Regions from separate parts of the Homo sapiens genome. Here region 2 is linked to region 1. A link is a contact called in ENCODE Hi-C data. All regions are on one chromosome and are shown on one strand. The core of a region is the stretch at or near the end of the contact, and the rest is flanking DNA. Distances in the headings are between cores, read along the strand shown. Region 1 overlaps SYN2 (synapsin II). Region 2 overlaps ATG7 (autophagy related 7).

Region 1 (7,647 bases), core at 2,768-5,267:
GTGCCAGTAGAGTCTGTGGCTATTCAGCCAGTGCAGTGAGTGGTGAGCTGTGACTGCAATCAGCTGCAGTACTCATCTTGCCAGTGGGTGGCGGCCGGCGCTCACAAACTTGCACCAGGACAGGAAGGCATGATTTTTACCCTAACAGTGTAGGTGGGGAAATAGGAATCTCCTACTATTTCTAGTTTATTTTCTAACTTCTTGAAGCCTTCAGATGTTTGGTTGAAAGAACAAGGCCTGAGTCAGAGTCAGTAAGAGCTAGAAACTAGCACCTTGTTAAAGGTAAATGTCTAGACCAGTGCTAGATATTTACTAGGTGCTGGACTGTTTACAGAGCTCTGGGAAGTCTTTTCCTCCCTAAATGCCTTCTGGAGTATGTGAATCCATCTTCAGTGCTGTCATCTTCTAGCCTGAGATTTGATCCTTATGCAAATTCCAGTCATCCTGGGAGGATTTATACTCTAGGCTCTTTCAGGTCCATTAGCTCCAATATAGACAGAGATTGAAAACAGATTTTCATGTGGAGGAGGAGAGGAAGGAAAGAACTTGACCCTCAGGATTGACACATGTGAGAAGAAGATGGCAGGGCCTGCAGAAATAGGCTCTGTCCTGAGGGTGCTGTCTTCTGGTTTTCTCCAGTGGTCCAGCCCAAACCACCACTCCTAACATCCCAGTCAATAAGCAAGTCCTGATTGTGAGGCCACTAAGTCACAGCTCTGTGAAGGATTTGGAAATTTATGGATATAATGATTATATTTGTACAGGCCTAGAGCATATAATCAAACAATAAGACATAATCAGTATTTAAAATCAAAAATTTTCTGAAAAATCCAAGACTCACATATGGATCATCCCTGCTCTGAAGCATTGTTACATAATCTAGTGGTCTGAGGCGTAGGTGGGGGAGCAGTGTCTGATTATTAGACAACCGACTTTGAAAGGTGGTATCAGATGATGATGCTGTGAGCCAAATATCATGAGCAGACAATAAATGTGATGAAAGTTCAGAAAAGGAAGAAGCCATGTTGGCTGTAGTCATATTAAAATAGCATAAATGTTTGCTGCTTTTTGCTAACAGTGCTTCATATTTGCATAAATTTCAGCATTTCCAAAACTTTCATGTCATCTGATTTCATTAAATCTTCACAACCACCTGTGAGCCAAACATTATTAAATGAGGTAAAATACATAAAACACTTAGAATAGTGCCTAGTACATCACAGGTGTTCACTATTAAGATCACCATTAGCCCTATTTTATAAATGACACAACTAAGACTCAGAGACGCATTATTTGCCCAAAGTCACACAGCTGAAAAGTGGTAGAAGTAGGCCTGAACCTAGCTTCCCTGGCTTCTATTTCTAGAACTCTTTCTCCATTATCCAATGCATAAAAGAGGGCGTATTTAAGCTAGGCTTGCCTGGGTTGGGCCAAGTTTTGTGGGGGCGTTAGGAGAGAAGTCTCTGAAATCATATTCCTCAGCCTCACAAGCCCTAGTTGTTAGGTGGATGGGAATTGATGAAGGTATTCACTTCCTTGAGTAACAAGAGTTAAATCTAGAAGCTTCTGCTCATTTTAGCAATAAGGGGAGATGGTTCATTACCTGGTCCATCAAGGAAGCTGCAAGCCATTAAACTTACATAGATCCTCAGCTGCTAGGCTTGTTAAGAAAAATGTTACAATAGGGGGAAATTGACAACACAGGCACTACAGATATTTTTAGTCTGTGTTTCAAGGATGTACATGTTGGGTTCTGTTTAGGATTGAGCACAAGGGGATGAATTTAGATTTATGTGACAAGACTGCCAATCAGAAAGTTCATATTGGTGGGGCATGGTGACTCACTCCTATCATCCCAGCACTTTCAGAGTCCAAGGCAGGAGGATTGCTTGAGCCCAGGGGTTCAAGAACAGCCTGGACAACATAGTGAAACCTTGTCTGTACAAAAAAAATTTAAAAATTAGCCTGGCGTGGTGGCATGTGCCTGTAGTTCCAGTTACTCTGGAGGCTGAGGCAGGAGGATCACTGGAGCTCAGGCAGTCGAGGCTACAGTGAGCTATGATTGCACCACTGCACTCTAGCCCGCGCAACAGAGCAAGATCCTGTCTCAAAAAAAAAAAAAAAAAAGTCCGTACTGGGCATCTTATCTGTTCCTATCTTATGCAAGGGACTGTGTGGGAAAACTAAGGGAAGTAGAGTAGTTTTCCCAGACTTTCAAATGCTGGTAAGAGTGGTATCATCTTTTTCTTGGGTGGGGGACAGTTTGGGAATATTAGTAAAAACCGTAACTGTGTCTGTTCCTTGTACCAGCACTTCTGTCATAAATTATTCATCCTGTGGATATATTTTTAAATGTAAGCCATTGTAGCACTGTTTGTAATACCAAAAGCAAGAAACTAGAAATCTAATGTGCTCACCAATATATAATGCCAATGCCAATACATGTTTACCAATAAAATACTGTATGTCCTTCAAATGGAATTTCATGCAACTATTAAAAAGGAAGAGGCCCATCAATATGTGCTGAAAGCATATCACTAAGATATATTTTTAAGTGCAAAAAACAAAAGTTTAAAAAAATTTATGTAGCATGCCATATGTATGTGTTTGAAGCATATATGTATGCAGGTATAGCCACACATTTTTTCCCCTCCACTGGAAGTATATGCTTATAATTGATAATGGGAAGTATATGTGATAAGAGAGGAATGGGAAAAAAGAACATTTTACTTTTTGTTTTATCCTTTTATATAATTTTAAAGATAGATTGATTGATTGGTTTAACCACATGATATACTATTTTTAAAAAATTTAAGCCTCCCTAAGGTCATACAACCAGGAAAGGGTACAGCTAGAATTCACACCCCAGATTGTGATTCCAGAGCCCATCCTCTGGATTCTAGCACACTGCCCTGTACTAGTGTTCTCTTAGTATCAGGAAAGACTTCTATCATTTGCTAGCAAGTTACACAATTTTTCATGAAAATACCTAGAATCAAAATGTCCAAGAGCCTGGAGCTGCAAGAATGTGCTCATTCTCCAGAAGAGGGCTCTGTGCCCCATCTGCCGGCCATCTTGGCTCCTTTTCTATAAGGTTGTGGCTCAGCCAAGACAGGTCAGTGACCCTGGGCCAGGAAACACACACTAAGATTTCCAACAGGACAAATTACCTTAAGGAAAAGGCATTAGGATAGCTAGAGAGGTGGGGGTGGAGGGAAGGCATGAAAACAGTTCATTAGCCAACTTGGTCAATGGGCAGGTGCAGGAAGTGGCAGATAAACCCAGCCAGAGTCTATAAATATATTTCAATATCAGTGTTCAAAACCCACAAAATAAATGAGTGAATTAAGAAACTTGGCAGCATGTAAGCACCTAGATGTAAACTCTTAGTTCTAGCCTTAACTCCCATGAACTTTTCTTTCTGATTTGGGCATGTTATTTAATTGTCCTGGGCTTCAGTTTCCCCATCAGCCAAATGGACCACATTATCTCTCTTGGCTCCTTCACAGAGTTGTGAGGAACAACTAGGGCAAGGAACATGCTTTGCAAATGCAAGGCATCATACGAAATGCGAGGTTATTGTTAATGTCTCTGAGATTTACCTCACAGAAGGAGAGCTATTTTGAGACAGGAAAATAGGAGGAAGCATCAGAAAAGCATTGCTGATAACAAGGTAGACATACCTCACCAATGAAAGAAAGGGATCTCATGGGTCATTCACTCCAGTTCCTTCTTTTTATAGTCATGGACAAAAACCTGCAGAGTCCAAGGTCTGCAGAGAAGTGATAGTGCCATACTAGACTCTATTAGTTAAACCTGTAAATAAAATGGAATAGTAGCCAAAGAAAGGGAATATACTACCGGGCCCCTGCCTGAGGGGCTCGCTGAGCTGTGAATGTTGATCAGGGTCCTGGAAACAAGCTGGTGTGAAGCTTAATAAGAAATTGGGGCAGAGGTGGGGGGTGGACTTAAGTGGTCCAGCTCCAGGATGGCTGAGTGCCTCAGAGGAGCAATTTGAGGGTGGCCAGGGACTTGGATAGGACAAATGACAACTTCCTAGAACGGGGTGTTCCAGAACCCATAGAGAAAAGGAAACAGCCTGGCCTCGTCCCGGGTAGTTGACAGGAACCAGGGTAGGAAGTATTTGTAGTGGGACTAATGCTCACATCATTAAGTCCCTTGTGAGTGGAAGAAGGAAAATGGGAATAAATGCAATGCGGCACACACAGGGCAAGTCCGTTTTTGTAGTGGTGTGAGCAGAGATGGAGAGAATAGATCACCAGGGGGAGACAGTGCCTGCAGTGTGAAGGGCAGTGGTCTCAGAGTGCCACAGACTTAGATGTGAATACTGGCTCTGCCACTAACTTGCTATAGGGCCTTGAATACACCATTTTCAATTCTGAATCTTGGTTTCCTTGTCTCTGAAATGAAGCCCTTTCTCTGTATCTTATACGTTGTTAGGACTAAATGAGATGTTCTTGAAAACAACTTGCATGTAATTCCTAGAACATGATGCCCAATAAATATTGGTTTATTCCTTCATTTTGGGGACAAACTCCCAAAAAATCTCCAATGAAATATTACAGTTGGAAATTTCAAGCACTGGAAAAGCAAGCTCAACTTACCTAACAGGTAGAGTATGGAAAGGCCCTTTTGACAAATGGAGAACCAGCCTAAAAGGACAGATAAGGAAATCTAATGTGGGGAGGGCAGGTTAGAAGCAAAGTAGGAATTAATATAAATATAAGCATAAAAATATCTGCTTATAAGGGATTAATTACTTATTACAGGGGATTAATTAATGCATTAATGTGAGGTTCCTCTAGATCTGTGACAAACTGGGAAGATACTATGTACTGTGTAACTCACCTTGACCCATTTTCTTGACTGCTCAGAAATGTGGGCTAAGTTTTGTGTTCAAATGCAATGGCTTCCCTCAGTCTTTTCCCGCTACCTTCTATTTTGGTCTAATTAATTTCCTCTCATTCATTGATTGTTCTTTAATCCTTATTTTGTTGGTTATATTTTTAAATTACTAATTGCCTCAGGTCCTCTTTGTATGGGTATGAAGAAGTAAAGTGATAATAACAGTTTCTTTAAAAACTAAAAATCCAAGGGTGGATACCAAATAGAAAACCATAGTAAAACGAAGGATCAAGGAAAATAAGGAAACTGCAGAGATGTATAAAGCTGATCTAGCCTTTATGAAGAATAAAACTGGGGAAATTCCTATTTCTAGATGCGTTTTATAGCCAAAAGACCAGAGATGTTATAACAAAACCTGATAATGAAGGGATGTTTTGGATTATTTTATAGATGGGTAAATTGAGGTTAAAAGAGAGGAAATGGTTTGTCTTGTGGTGATCTCATAGCAGAATGTGGATCAGAACCCAGGTCTCTTGACCCTCATTCTGGAGATCTGTCTGCTGTGGTCCTCTTCTTTGTAATAGTAAATGTCTGACTTTAAATACTTGCACAAAACTAATTTGTGTGGGTTTATTCTTTTCTCCAGGGCCAAGTGCTTTCGGGGCAAAAAAGTCCTTGGAGATTATGATATCAAGGTGGAACAGGTAATCAGCCTGAAGCCCAGAGCTGCATCCCCGTCATCACAGTTTCCTCTTGACATGCCAGAGTGAACCATCTCGTTCTGCTGAGTGGAATACTGTGTCCATCATTGGGTTCTGGACTCTGCATCTCCTCTCTCTCCTATCCTTTCCCCAGGACCTTTCTGTCTGTGAGGCATGGTCCTGGAGTCTGCATCTTTTCATTTCTCTGATTCCTTTTTATGGCTCTAGTGTCTGTAGATGAGCAAGCAGTTTGGTTCTTAGCACCCTCTTGCAGTGTAAGGTTCCCAGACTGAGGAAAACTTTAGAGGGCTTCCCAGAATATTGCACGTTACCTCCGTATTGTTGGTGGCAAGATATTTCTCGGTAGGCACATGTCTGCCTTTCAGGTATGCTGCCCCGAGTGATGGCTCCTTTGGGCCTGAGGCTATACTTTAGAGGAAACTTAGAAAAGAACACTTCCTTGTTTTAATACAGTGAATCACTGAAAGTCCAATTTTTTTTTTTTTTTTAACCTTCCTCCATCCTTTGCTTCATAATAAATAGTGATTGGGTCCATTTGGGGAAGAGGAGGACGTTCAGTTTCAACAATGCATGTATTTCCTATGTGATAAAAGAAGTTTCTCATCATTCATTATACAGTGTGTTATGACTTACTGACTGTTTTCAAACAACTTGTTACATAGGCAAGATTGATAAAAATTATTCCCATTTTGTAGATCAGGGAAATGGAAACCTAGAGAGTACAAGTAACTTGCTTAATGTTTTATGCAGCTAGGTAAGGGGAAAGCAGAACTAAAAACTAGTTACCTAAATTTAGACCTAGTGCTTTTATGTTGAAACTGATAAAAAGACATTTGTCTCAGTCCACATTCTCGCTCTGTAGAGAGGCAGCACAAAGGATGCTGGGCTGGGAGTTAGAGGACCTGAGTTTTGCTCCTTTCTCTGCCAATGATAAGTTTTGTTTGTCCTGAAAAGTTACTTAACTGCTCTGAGCCTCAATTTCCTCCTTTGGTAAATGGGGATAATTATCTCTGTCCCACCTTCATCACAGTGTTGCTATTAGAATTAGACTAACTCAGTATGTGAACATGTTTTGAAAACTGTATATAAATGTTTGGTGGTAGGGATGTTGCTGCTGCTATGTAGAGGACTTGGTGAAGTCAGGATTGTGAACTTATTCCCCTGTTATTATTTTCCAGGCAGAATTTTCAGAGCTCAACCTGGTGGCCCATGCAGATGGCACCTATGCTGTGGATATGCAGGTTCTCCGGAATGGCACAAAGGTTGTCCGGTAAGGGTCTTTCTGTCCTCAGGATCATTGTGACTGTCTCCAGAGTTACTACCTCTGGCCCAAAGAGGTGGTTTCTAAGTCAGGTGTTGGAGTGAGATAGCAGTGCTATGTATGGTATACAGAATTTAATGATGTGAGTTGTGCAGAAATAGTAGAAAAGAGAGAGAAAGCCAGCTTCTCGCTGAGCTTAGTCCAGTGGTAGAGAAAACAACCTGAAGCTTCACAGACTGAGAGCTCACTTAGACATAACTGGATTCCTTATAGGATTATTTCCCCCAACCCCTTCAGCCAGTGCAGCTCTGTGCTTTTATCCTGCATACATTTCCCTTGGAAAACAGAGTTCCATTGCTTTAAAACAAACAAACAGACTTGAAAATGTCTGATGTAGTTCAGCCTTCCATTTTACATTGATTTGCTTAGATTCCCCTAGTGAGTTGTGGCAGAGCCCTGTCTTCTATGTGAGATCACTTGACTCTCCATCCTGTATTCTTTCTATATTCCTCATTCCTGGGAACTCCTAAGTCTGATAGAAAAACCTAGGGCTGGAAGAGACATGGTGGGTGGAAGAAAATTAGCAATTATTGAGCACTTACATGCCAGGTGGTATGCTCGATGCCTCATAGATGTGATGTTGTCATACTCACAGAATTTTGTGAGAGAGGTAATGAGAATTCCAGACTGGAAAGTGGCGGAGCTGGGAGAGGGGGCGGCGGGAAATGGTTTCAACAAGTGTTATTCTTCCCAGGAGCTCATTATGGCTTCAGGTTTTCAGACATCAGTCTTGTTCCA
Region 2 (7,647 bases), core at 2,412-4,911, 760 kb before region 1:
CAATTGAATATTATTTGGCAGTAAAGAGGAATGAAATGCTGACATGTGATACAATGTGGATGAAAATATGCTAAGTGAAGCCAGTCATGTGTGATTTCATTTATAGTAAATAAGCAGAATAGGTAAAACAATAGAAGCAGAAAGTAGATTAGTGGTTGCCAGTGTCTGAGAGAGGGGAGAATGAGGACTAATTGCTGGGTTTCTTTTGGGGGTGATGAAAATGTTCTGAAATTAGATAGTGATGATGGTTGCAAAACTGTTCATATACTAAAAACCACTGAGCTGTACAGTTTAAAAGATGAATTTTATGGTATGTGAATTATATCTCAAACCCGTTATGAATTTTAAACTCCAAAACTATTCCTCAAGGTATTTTGGGCATAAAGATCAAAAGGATTTCAGAGGGTAGAGATACTATTTCTAGATTGGGTAGTAGATTGAGAATTTGTGAATGAGGTGTGTTTGAGCTGAGTGGTTTTTAAGGAAGGTGAACACTTAGATATGTAGCTGTCACCAAAAGGAAGAGTTTTGAGTCACAGAATTCAGCATGAGGCAAGCTCAGGAAATCAAGAATATCTTTGGGAGGGAAGTTGTAGTTCAGCTTAGCAGTTGTACAGAGTCTGTAAAAAAAAATTCAATCCAAAATTTAATTGGAAAGGTGGGTTGGGCCCAGAGCAGAGGGACCTTGGAGTGCAAGGAATTCTCTGCCTTATTTATTATTTATATTTTATTTTTATTTTTTGAGACGGAGTCTTGCTCTGTCACCCAGGCTGGAGTGCAGTGGCACCATCTCGGCTCACTGCAAGCTCCACCTCCCGGGTTCACGCCATTCTCCTGCCTCAGCCTCCCGAGTAGCTGGGACTACAGGTGCCGACTACCACGCCCAGCTAATTTTTTTGTATTTTTAGTAGAGACGGGGTTTCACCGTGTTAGCCAGGATGGTCTTGATCTCCTGACCTCATCATCCGCCCTCCTCGGCCTCCCAAAGTGCTGGGATTACAGGCGTGAGCCACCGCGCCCGGCCTTGTCTGCCGCCTTTTGTCAGCTATAGGGAGTGGGTAAAAAATGACAGGCCTCAGAGCTGTGTATTAGGAAAACTGACAGCTGAGCCTTTGCATTAGCTAGAAGGGAGGGAGCCCACCTGTGGAAGTACCCCCTTAGGAGTCTCTTGCAGTCGGTTGAGAAGAAGGGTTTCCTGTCTTGAATTATCTAAAACTGGAATTATTTTGGTTAAATTGTGGGCCTTCTGATACAAACTTGGTGAATTTGAAAGTCCTCACACACATATTATTCTACTTCATTTTCTGGGAAAATAAATCTGTTTCCTAGTAAAGAACTGTCTGGGCCTGCTGAACGGTGGTGTGTGGACCCTCATTCAACCAATACCGTGCACGGCATCTTCTTTTTCTTCTATTCCTCGCCACCTGTGGTGGTGTTGTTGTTTTTCTTCTCTATTTCCTCTCTCCCTTTCTACCCCAACTGGATCTACTTTCTCCCTGTCCCTCAGCTTTACCTGCCCACCTCCAATGATAAGACAGTATCAGAGAAAATTACCAGTATTTGTGCAACATAAAGTAAGTTTGATGAAAACCATATTAGAGAAAACAGCATGCAGAAACCTTTCCATGAAACATAGATGGACACATGACTTGTAGGCTGTGTTAAAAAACTTTAATGGAAAAATATGCTAAATGTGATGAAGTTCTTTTCTAAGTAAACTTAATATAAAAGTAATTGGGGTATAGAGGAGACTCACTGTGAGTATTCTCAAGCCTGTAACTTCCAGAGCTCGTGAAGATTTCAGCATTCCCATTTGTGACTTGCTATTAAACTCTTTTCTGCTATTTTGATGTCTCCTATTTTGACGTCCTGAATAGCAAACTTATGACCCTGATTATGCCTCAGGTCATGGATTATGAAATGGTTACCACATTCCTGAGATGTTAGGAACTAAAAGGTTGTCATATTTTCATATGTTTATGATGAGGCTATCTAACTTATACCAGTTACCAATTTTTTTTTTTTTTTTTTGAGATGGAGTCTTACTCTGTCACTCAGGCTGGATCTCAGCTCACTGCAACCTCTGCCTCCCAGGATCAAGTGATTCTCCTGCCTCAGCCTCCCGAGGAGCTGGGATTACATGGGTGCACCACCACACCCGGCTAATTATTTTGTATTTTTAGCAGAGGTGGGGGTTTTGCCATGTTGTCCAGGCTGGTCTCAAACTCCTGACCTCAGGTGATCTGCCCGCCTCAGCCTCCCAAAGTGCTAGGAGTACAGACGTGAGCCACTGTGCCCTGCCAAATTTTTAAAATGTCTTTATCAATATGCTATGTGTTTTTTAATGCAATCCGAGATCAAGTGTTTGATAGAAATGATAAATTCGGGCTGGGCGCGGTGGCTCACGCCCGTAACCCCAGCACTTTGGGAGGCTGAGGCAGGCAGGTCACCTGAGGCCAGGAGTTCAAGATCAGCCTGGACAACATGGCAAAACCCCATCTCTACTAAAAATAGAAAAAACTTAGCTGGGTGTGGTGGTGGGCGCCTGTAATTCCAGCTACTCGGGAGGCTGAGGCAGGAGAATCACTTGAACCCAGGAGGCAGAGGTTGCGGTGAGCTGAGATCACACCACTGTACTCCAGCCTGGGCGACAGAGTGAGACTCCATCTCCAAAAAAAAAAAAAAAAAAAAAAAATTGCTGTAGGCATGTTTTTCCAGGTTTGATTTTTTTCCAGAGAGAAGTATGCACAAACAGTTAACACTGTTACAGTGTGAGCATCAGGATGGAGTTATCCAAAACTCAAAAGAAGCCTTTTTCTTTAAATAGTTTGTCAAATTGTTTGTTTTTCGGGGGGTGGGGGATTTGAGGGAGAGGGCATGGTGTTAATAGGATGGCTAAACGGTGGTGGATCGGGTCTTCTGTTCTGTTCAAGTGAGAGTGTTAAAGTTGTGAGAAGACCTAGTGTTGAAGACAAACGCTGTGGTATTCTGAGAGGGAGGGAAGCAGAGAAGCTCAGGCCGGGGGCAGGTTCACATCAGGAGGTCCATTTTTGAGTCTTGGCTCCATTACTTACTGTTTACCTGAGCCAAGTTGCCATTCTTCCTGAGCCTGAGGTTTTTCAACATAAAATGGGGAATTTGAAAGGTCAAATAAATTAATTCATAATATTTGTGTTGTCTGGTTTATTATAAACGTTGAGTCCTATGGAGAGTTTAGAGATGTTACCATTCATATTTTTATGATATATAGAACAGCTTAAAGCTCCCCCTTTGGTGTAAGTATAGTATATACAGGTATAATGTTCTGAATAAATTACTTCAGTTATAGTTTGTGAAACCTGATTATAGCTGATACTCTGGAAATGTAACTCAGTTGTAGTCCAGAATTTTATGCTCAAGGTGGTGCTGTTTCCCCATAAATCTGATGATGTTTTACATTTTATCTCTATCTGTTCCAAATCAAGCAAATAACTGGATATATGTCTAGGGCCATTTCGGCCTTCCACAGTCCCCCAAGCCATCTTTCCTTGTGAGACCCCACCCAAAATCATGTCATAGAAATGTGTATTTACCCCATATTCACTAGAACACATGTGGGAGCTTAAGAGTTGAGTATACCAGTGGACCTGTTCAACATTTTGGAAGACATTTGTTAAAAAATACTTTAGATACTACAGCTTGCTTTTTGTATTTTAGAGTCAGTTTGTTTTTAGGTCAGAAATATTTGAAAAGCTTGTAAGCCCTGGCTCCTAATGGAATAAAGGACCTAATATAGTTCTTCTGCAAACTGATTACGTTACAAGGGAAAATACTCATTTCGAACTTATTTTTGCTCATAATCTCTTTCCGGGCCGCCATATTAATCATTTCCTACTTGTTGTCAGAAACCAGACGTGCATTTCATAGATGTGGTCGTTGTGTGTTTGATGTGAATTGTTTTGTTTTGTTTGTTTTTAGATCCGGGGATTTCTTTCACGGTTTGATAATGTCCTTCCCGTCAGCCTGGCATTTGACAAATGTACAGCTTGTTCTTCCAAAGTAAGTCATTTTGTATTGGAGGGACTTGTTTTTAAAAGTGAGCGGGTCAGCATTTGACCGCAGCCTCACCAGCTGGAGCCCTTGAAACCAACTAAGGGCTTTTTGTGGGGGAAGGGTGGGGTCTAAACCCTCAGAAAGGACTTTGTTTTCATGGATCTGTATTCATTCTCACAGTGGTTTAAAACCAGCCTGAGAAAATGTGTAGGGAGACTGAGTTAAAATATTTCAACTCTGTATCAATACTTGCATCATGCTAATTTTGTCTTGAATTTGAACTTTACTGCTCTTTGTTCCTCCCCAGAGGGTTCCCTCCTAGCCAGGACCCTCATAGAGCAATTTTTTAAAGCGTTACTCTGAGGGTGAGGCGGCCCTGGCTATGCATCTTCTGCAGATCCACATAATTACAAAGAAAAAGTAAACAGAGATTAGGGGCCTGGATGGGGAGCCACTAAAAGGGCCCCTTCAGCTTTGATCTTTCCAGAAGCTCTAAAAATAGAGCTGGTATGTTAGCCATCGTAATGTGAAACGGCTGATATATCTCAAAACTACAGTGATGGCATCTCGTGTTTTAATAGGCTTTCGGATACCATCTGAGTGATTTTTACATGCACACTGTATGTGATAGCTGATTTCCTTTCAAGTGTTCCTTTCAGCCTTCTGCTGCCCAGCGACTTGACCTGGGCTTTTAAGGCTCATGATTGCTGATAAGTAAAGATTTTCATGTTGAAGTGCTATACAAAATAATGTTGGTGACCACTAATCCCCAACTGTGGCTTCTCAGTTACAATTTGGAACTATTTTTCGTGTAGCCTTCGTCTGTCTGCCACTGTGGAAGAAAGAGAATTCTAGGGATGTATTTCTCTATTCTGAGTTGACAAGCTTCCTTTGAAAACTGTACTTGGGCTATATTTTATGGGAAGCACAATCCTGACCAGTTTCTCTAAAAATTGAATGTAGAATTGACAAGCAATGTTGATAAATTTGGTTACGTTTAGATGCTCAAAAATTGAGACTAATTATTTTCTTTTTGCTTCCGAAGTAAACTAAGCCTGTTTTATTATGCATCCCAAGTGCCTATGTTGAGATTTCAAGCTTAGACTTTGTCAGTAGTTACCCATGAGCCCATTCTTTCTGTAGTTTCCTTTAAGATATATCTGCTCAAGCCAGGACCTCAAGGATGTCTGCATGCACCCCCATCTTCAGAAATGCAAGTTTTAGGATTGTATACTACATCTTTAGTGGAGCAGATTTTTTTTTTCTTTGAATGGTTGAGCTAACTGGTCTCAAAATAACTTGGCAGTATTAATTTTCATACTGAAATCATTTGGCACAGGTGCCAGGTTTTCTATGGCTTTATGTTGGTCTGGCTAGTCAATGAAATAAAGATAATTGGGTTCTCTAAGTGAAATGCAAACACTCATTCATTCTTGTTCTATTTCTAATTAAATTAGCCTTTCAGATACTGTTTATAAAAGAATCACAAGCATACCATCTAACTGGGCGTTCCTTATACTTTAAAAGAGAATAGCTTAGCATTTTTCTTTCACACTTATTGTAAGCTTTTAATTAAATATAGGTATCACTTTTTTGTTAGCAAAATTATTTCCTCTTGGTGATCATTTTGAGAGTCCTGCTTTACATAAACATGTTGGACGATTTAATACAAACTGACTTGGATTTTAACAGCTGTGCTATTCCCATAGCGGTCACTTTTCATGTGGTCTGAGTATTAAATTTCTTTTGTCCTGGAAAGGTTGCTTCATTGGTGCACGTATTTCCTTACAGTAGAAACGCAGCATTTACTTACTTGGCTACCTTCTTTATTTGCTTAGGAGATTGTCATTCTCTATTATCTGCAAACCCAACATTAATACTTTAAAATGACAAATCCAATTACATTTTCATTTCTGTGTATTTGAATTTTTCTTAATGTATATTTAGTATAATACATGTTATACAGAGTCATGTCATAGTTGTTGTTTCAAAAGATTGGGGCTAAAAATTACTTTTAAAAATTTATCCTTTGACATTCATGAAGTAATTTTTTCCTTTGGTAGTTTTCAGTATGTTTCCTCCTCCCCACCAGGATCAAGGCCATGCTTGTGTCTTGATTTAACCACAAATAGAGACAGACTGGGGAAGTAGAATAAGTTTCTGCTGAATAGTGAAGCACTTGTTCATTATCTTATTTATTAAAAACAAACAAAGCAATACATTATATACACATATATATAGAGAGAGAGAGTGCGAGCACGCACGCACGCGAGCGAGAGCTTTTTATGTAGCCTGAGGTGGGGAAGAATACAGTGCTTTGCTTCTAAAGCAGGAAAGTTGGAACATTTATCCATAAATCATTTCTTATCCTATGTGATCTTAGGTTGGCACATAACGAGGTGAATTGTTCCATCTTAGGGGAAAAATATTGAAGGATGGTGGGGAGAGGTGGGTGGTGAGGAGTCACTTTCATTCCAGTTTCTACTTATTGTCTTGCAGAACTTTCTAAACAGATGGTATTTGTCAATGAAATTTCAAAAGACCTTATTTGACGTTTATATGAGTTGCTCTTTACTTCTACAAAGAAATTCCAAGCTAACTAGAGTATTGTGGTGTTACTACCAGAGGGAAAAGTATAATTTTTAAAATCAATATTCCTGAAAGAATTTCCTGTAGTGCATTAAATTACTTTGTTATTGTTAGACTTTCACCTAAATATTTTTTGGCAGAGTATTTTTGGGTAACTTTCTATTGATATAATTTTAAGCTTAACAGAAACATTGGAAGAATAGTACAAGGAACTCCGGTATACACTTTACCCACATTCATCCATTGTTAACATTTTGCCCCACGTATATTTGCTGTCGTCCTCCAATCCCTCCTTCTTCCCTTCCCCTACCCCATTTTTTTCTTGAAATTTTGAGAGTAAGTTGGAGACATTCTGATCCTTTAAAACTGAATGCTTCAATGTGAATTCCAAAGAACAAAGACATTCTCTTACCTAAACACAATATCCTTATCAAATTCAGGCAATTTAATGTTTGCACAATACTATTTTCTAATCCACAGTCTGTGTATTCAATGTTGTTGTTTATACCAGTTAATGTTCATTATAGGTTTTTTCCTTCCAGACCAGGATCCAGTTGAGGATCAAACATTGCATTTAGTTGTCGTGTCTCTGGCTCCCTTCAATCTGGAAAAGTTACTTCATCTTTCTTTATCTTTCTTAACTTCAGTGTTTTGATATTTTGCCAGTTATTTTTGTAGAATTTCCCTCCATGTGGATTTGTCTGATGTTTCCCTATGATTCGATTCAGGTTATGAATTTTTGGTGGAAATACCAAAGAAGTGATGCTGTCTCCTCATGTCAGGAGTTATATAATATATTATATACCTTTCGGTGATGCTAGTTTTCCCTTTTCCATATTTCTGACTACCTTCTCCAACAGTGAGAAACCTGCAATCTCGGCTCACTGCAACCTCCGCCTGCCTCCCAGGTTCAAGCGATTCTCCTGCCTCAGCCCCACAAATAGCTGGGACTACAGGCACTTGCCACCATGCCTGGCTAATTTTTTGTATTTTTAGTAGAGACAGGGTTTCACTCCATTGGCCAGG

What was found. Hi-C counts contacts between places; a loop is a spot of excess contacts on that map. Pooled maps may share reads with other maps.
Region 2: a loop to region 1 is called in a map of endothelial cell of umbilical vein, with 7 times the contacts of the local background. The contact joins two enhancer-like sites. A Hi-C loop is called at or near these places in 5 of 168 maps with a recorded cell type or tissue (IMR-90, OCI-LY7, PC-9 and 2 more), 2 of 37 single-sample maps with no recorded cell type and 12 of 50 pooled maps.

What each region holds. Positions count from the first base shown.
Region 1 is chr3:12,135,139-12,142,785 of GRCh38, forward strand. It overlaps SYN2 (synapsin II), which reads left to right. Exons shown (of 13, transcript NM_133625.6): 2 at 5,513-5,570; 3 at 6,767-6,858. Among named protein-coding and RNA genes, the nearest start is that of TIMP4, 20 kb to the right of the region's middle. RefSeq lists a silencer at 1-245 and an enhancer at 2,961-3,070. Within about 2 kb of position 4,018, at least 4 of the 41 ENCODE cell types and tissues checked have a DNase peak (open chromatin) inside an H3K27ac peak, as active enhancers do.
Region 2 is chr3:11,376,015-11,383,661 of GRCh38, forward strand. ATG7 (autophagy related 7) reads left to right here. Exons shown (of 21, transcript NM_001349232.2): 19 at 3,958-4,038. Among named protein-coding and RNA genes, the nearest start is that of ATG7, 110 kb to the left of the region's middle. Within about 2 kb of position 3,662, at least 3 of the 41 ENCODE cell types and tissues checked have a DNase peak (open chromatin) inside an H3K27ac peak, as active enhancers do.